Linked DNA regions of Mus musculus: region 1 is linked to region 2. The links are chromatin contacts, found by Hi-C or POLR2A ChIA-PET in ENCODE. All regions are on one chromosome and are shown on one strand. Each heading gives the region's core, a stretch centred on a gene start or an enhancer-like site at or near the end of the contact. The rest is flanking DNA. Distances are from core to core; before and after follow the strand shown.

Evidence for each region. A loop is a pair of places that touch in the nucleus more often than their neighbours do. ChIA-PET counts read pairs that join two places held with the same protein, here RNA polymerase II (POLR2A).
Region 1: a loop to region 2 is called in a map of left cerebral cortex, with 4 times the contacts of the local background. The contact joins the promoter of Rap2a here to the enhancer-like site in region 2. A Hi-C loop is called at or near these places in 3 of 37 maps with a recorded cell type or tissue (all left cerebral cortex). POLR2A ChIA-PET finds 5 or more read pairs at or near these places in 1 of 5 experiments (Patski).

What each region holds. Positions count from the first base shown.
Region 1 is chr14:120,477,098-120,479,797 of GRCm38, reverse strand. It overlaps Rap2a (RAS related protein 2a), which reads right to left and starts at 1,337. Exons shown (of 2, transcript NM_029519.3): 1 at 758-1,337. The coding sequence starts at 1,071.
Region 2 is chr14:120,432,925-120,435,624 of GRCm38, reverse strand. No RefSeq gene overlaps it. Among named protein-coding and RNA genes, the nearest start is that of Rap2a, 44 kb to the left of the region's middle. Within about 2 kb of position 1,360, at least 2 of the 3 ENCODE cell types and tissues checked have a DNase peak (open chromatin) inside an H3K27ac peak, as active enhancers do; they include left cerebral cortex, where a contact is called at or near this core.

The sequences.
Region 1 (2,700 bases), core at 88-2,587, 44 kb before region 2:
AAAGCTTGTTTGCTTCTTCTTCTTCTTCTTCTTCTTCTTCTTTTTTTTTTTTTTTTTGCATTAACTTTAAATTAGCTGATACACAAGCCAGAACTCAGACTAAACTTCTGTTTGTTTTCCAAGAATAGCCTCCTTCCCTGTTCTTTTTTTTTTCGGGGGGGGGGTGCGGGGGGGGGATGAGGAGGCTAGCTTTTAAGAGAGAAAGAGAACTGAATCTGCACGCTCTCCGCGTAAATGTCACAAGTGTGCTTCTATATGCCAAGCCAACTGAATGTTGTGTGGTCTTCAAATTATTTGCCAATGTGTCTTTAAAGTTTTGCACTAATCCATTTCTGCCAACCTCCTGGCAACATTTAATCTTTTCCGCAACGAGAAAGGTCCCCCCTAACTTAGTATTGACACTGTCACAAGATATGTATGTACAAATTTCGGCTGTCAAACCTCTTACGGGTGCATTTAAGCGCGCGCTCACTCTTCACAGGCGTGCCTACACTAAGACAGCTCCCCTTTCCCTAGCGCCCACCTACTCATCCCTTCTTTCCTTGCAAGTTTGAAACTTTGTTCTTTCTAGGGTCCCGAAGAAGCGCTACCAACGTCCTAGAGACAAAGGGCTGGGCTGAGGGTTAACAGGATGCCCAATTTCACTTGTGAAACAAAGCCCACAAATCTGAGCCCCTGGAGGAGGTGGTGTAGCCCGGGCAAGCCAAGGACCGGGATCGCCGCAGCCACCGAGCCCCGTGTGCCCCGCTCTGCTCACCGCTTCACGCGGATGATCTGGTCCCGCATGGGCTTGATGTCTTGGAAGCTCTGCTGGTTGACCAAGCTGTAGACCAGGATGAAGCCCTGGCCGTTCTTGATGTACAGGTCCCGCATGGACGCGAACTGCTCGGTGCCCGCGGTGTCCAGGATCTCCAGCACCGAAGGCGAGGAGTCCACCTCGATCTCCTTGCGGTAGAAGTCCTCGATGGTGGGGTCGTATTTCTCAATGAAGGTGCCGGTCACGAACTGCACGGTCAGGGCGGATTTGCCTACCCCGCCCGAGCCCAGCACCACCACTTTGTACTCGCGCATCGTCCCTGCGCGGCCGCCGCCGCCGCCGCCGCCCGCGACATAGACCTGCGCCCGCGCGCCGCGCCCCGACCCCGCGGCCCCGCCGCCCTTACGGACTCGTCGGCTCACGGCCGCGGCAGCGCCCCGGGCGCCGGCAGCGGGGCTGCAGCTGAACGAGTCGTGCGCGGCCCTGTGAGCGGGCCAAGCGGGAGGACGATGCAGCCCCGAGGGCGAGAGCAGCAACAGAGCTCGACCTCGAGCCGGAGCCGCCCGAACCGCGGGCCCGCAATGCCGCCCGCCCCGCCCCTCGCGCCTCCACGCCCAGCTCCCGCCGCCGCTGCTGCCGCCGCCGCCGCCGCTTCCCCAGCGCTGGAGCGCGCGCCCGAGCCCAGCCGCAGCGCTGCCCGGGGCGGAGCCAGCCGGGTGGGAGGGGTCTATAAGAAAGCCCGCCCCTCGCGCCGTCGCCTAGCGACCGTCCGCGCGCTCCAGAGAAGACCGGCTTCCGCGACACCCGGCAACACCCAGCCTGACCGGCCTCCGTACTGCGTCTGCGCGCTCTCCTCCGCCCGAAGGCAGGCAACGTCAGACGCCCACGCTCGGGGGTTTGCGGGAGGTGACGGTGGAGGGACCGTGGGCTTAGGAAGCCGTGCGCACCGTGCTTGGGGACCTCAGGACGGGCCGGCCTATGGCTGACATACATGACTCAGCCTGTCAGCCTTCGGAGAGCTTTGGCTTGATCCCGTTATACGTAACGACGTGAGCCTTAAGGGCCGCCGCCATGAGTTACACAAGCAAATCGAAGCTCGGCTAGTCCGTGGCGCCCAGGCTACACGCAAACCCGGTCCGCGCCCGATGACGTCACCGGCCCGCCCTCTAGCCCCGCCCTTGTCGAGTTTGACGTAAGCCGAGCTCCTCCCCCCGGGCTGGTAGACAGCCTTGGGCGCCTGGAAAACCTGGAGCTCGGATCCGCCCCCCACTGTCGGGAGACCCCAGAACATCTCAGCAACAGCCTGCGGGGGTGTCTGCGCGGAAGCTCGGATTCACTGTAGCCAATCAGATTGTGAGTCCGGACTCTAGACTACCACTCTTGACCAATGAAAAGGCGTCTCATCTTGCTAACCAATTGGTGTAAGACCCAGTGATAGACTGAGCCAACTCCCCTCCGGGGCCTGGAGGGGCTGAGAGTTTGCGCTTGCGCACGGCCTGGTACCCAATCGTAGGCCAACTGAGGAGTGACAGAGGGCTGGGCGGAGCCAATCAAACCTGCACTGTGGAGACAGTGCAGGGCTGCTGGGGAACTGGGAGGGGCAGGGTTCGAGCGCCCGACCCCCTGGTGTTCTGGCACCGGAGCGGGTTGCGTTGGCAGACAAGAGGGATGAGTTCTGTTCTAACGTCGCCTCCGTGGCATTCTGCCTGGAGATGGGCATGGAAGTGGTGGCAGAGGATGCGGGCTGGATCGTGGGCTGAATCGAGAAAACTGGGACTTTTGTCTTCAGGGTGAGAAATTTTCCGGTCCCTCAGGAGACATCCATCTGGCAGCAGTTGCTGTGGTCCTCCGATCATGCCTCCTCAAATGTGTATTTTCTACCCCGTTGTAAACCAGCGTATCTTTGGCCCCCGAATCTTCGTCATACGCTCCCAGCCACAATC
Region 2 (2,700 bases), core at 111-2,610:
ATTCAAAAAGCTTATCGTTACAGATGATTAATGTTTGGATCGTATTTCATATAAATATGTCAGAGTCCTAGATATGCATTTATTATGCGCTTTGTTTGGTACATCTCCATAAACCTAATCAATTTATCTGGACACAGCTAGTGCTCTGTCCGTCCTAGCGTTCTTTAAACTGTCAAGTTACTTTGGATACATTTTCTACCTTTGTAAGTAGAAATATGCATTTCATATTTCAATGCATGCACAGGTTTCCATCTCTCAATTTGAGGGCTCAGTGGAGGTCAGAGAAGGGGAAGCCTTGGCAAACACAGCACTTGACTTGTGTGCTTAGAAGAGTTTTCTAGCAGAAGAGAAGGACTGACCCCATTTCTATTGTTTTGGTATGCAGCAAGAACCAATCTGACTGCTTTCTGCTTACATAAGCCAAAGGCCTGGACAGATCCACAGTAGAGTCAGGACATAAAAGCAAACAAGAGTGATATCCAACTTTTTTCACCCTCTCTGGACAGAATTGGATTTTAGTGGAATGCCTTCCATGTGTTACCTTTTGTGACCTTTATACAGAAATTTATTCTCTCTGGCTGTTTTCCTTGGGCTTTCAAATTACATCTCTCAGGGACTATATATGAGTCTGGCTACTCATGACTTCATGAAACATCATTATTGGGCTAAACTCAATGAATTTCATTCTGCTTTATTTTAGCAGAACCATATGGAACTTGACAAAAGCTAAACAAAGCTGGGATACCCCGGAGAGAAGGCACTTCTGGTCCTAATAAAGAATTAAGCTCTGTCCTGAATCTCTAATAGTACTTTGTAGTTATAACTACAAAGTATTTCTTACAGTGTATAATTATGACAGGGAAGAATACCCATTTATTTGAAGTAAAAAAAAATTTTAAATGAACATTTTGCTTTAAAGCTACATAAATTCTGTACTTAGAATATGAAAGTGTAGCTTAAAGAATACCACAGAGCAAGTTCATTCCAACATGGGCCGGGGAGTTAGGATGAGCCAAAACTTGAAGTTCCAGTCGATAAAAGGGTTGCCTAATTTTTATGAGGTTTTGCTTTTCCTCCACTGGTGAGTCTAAGGGATCCTCTGTAAAGCTAGAAAAGGCGTAGAATGTATGTGAACCAAACCAGCCACTATTCTACCGAACTTCATGAGAACAGATCAGTGTGAGGAGTATCTGAAATGACCTTACTAAAAATCAAGCCAACCAGCACATGTGAACGTCACATGGAATGCCCCAGGAAGACACCTCCAGATGGCAGGCAGTTATTAAGGGAACTGAAACAAAAGAGGAAATTGGAGTGTGCGCTGGCCGGGTAGGCATGTAAGATGTGCCAGGCATAGGTGCTGGGTGCAGCTGGGGATCTCCTTACCTGGAAGGACAGACGTGGGAAAGCACAGGTGACCTAGAGTCCCAGTGTACAGAACACTGTGCGTTTGCTGTGCTCTGAGTCAAGAATCTCTGCAGCAGCTGGAATCGCTTGTCGGTTATTGGCAACTCTCTTCATTGCTGCAGGGCAGACTTGATGGAAATTTACACAGACTATTTAACATGGAGTTTGGAGCTGGGACCTCCAGCCCTGCCACTCACCTCCCCTGCCTCCTCCACCGAGGAACAGAGGGAAGCCATTATCAATTCATTCTTTGTGAGTCATGTTTATTCACAATGACTCAGTAATTTTCATGGAGAGGAAAGGAAGGCTTCAACAGCAGTAGTTACTCCATTTCCCAGACACTTGGGAACTTGAAGTGGGGAGATTATTCTCTAGGGAGTTGGGATATTATTTCAGTTTGCATGTGGGATATTATTTCAGTTTGCATGGCTGCCCCTAATTCTATTGTGTTGCAAAAAACCCCACCCTTTGATTAAAGGACAAAGAATGTGTTACTGCGTCTGAAATACAATTTTTAGATGACATCGTCTAAAAACTGAAATAATATATTTGACAGAGAACTATATAAGACAACTGATATTTTATACCTAAGCAATTTTATGCTAAAGATGTATAAAGTAGGTTGCTTTCATAGCCTCTTGGGTTTTTACTAGCTAGTTTTGTGTCAACTTGACACAGCTGGAGTTATCACAGAGAAAGGAGCTTCAGTTGAGGAAATGCCTCCATGAGATACAACTGTAAGGCATTTTCTCAATTAGGGATCAAGGGGGAAAGGCCCCTTGTGGGTGGGACCATCTCTGGGCTGGTGGTCTTGGTTCTATAAGAGAGCAGGCTGAGCAAGCCAGTAAGGAACATCCCTCCATGGCCTCTGCATCAGCTCCTGCTTCCTGACCTGCTTGAGTTCCAGTCCTGACTTCCTTGGTGATGAACAGCAATGTGGAAGTGTAAGCCAAATAAACCCTTTCCTCCCCAACTTGCTTCTTGGTCATGATGTTTGTGCAGGAATAGAAACCCTAACTAAGACAACAAAGAACTATATAAGACAACTGATATTTTATACCTAAGCAATTTTATGCTAAAGATGTATAAAGTAGGTTGCTTTCATATCCTCTTGGGTTTGAGAAGCAAGTTTTATTTTTTAACCTTAATTTTTATTATTTATATGTATGGGTGATCTACCTGCATGTATTTTCTGTGCACCATAGGCATGCAATGCCTGTGGTGGCCAGAAGAGGGTATTAGATTCCCTGAAACTGCATTTACAGAATTGAGAGCTGCCATGTAGGTCCTGAG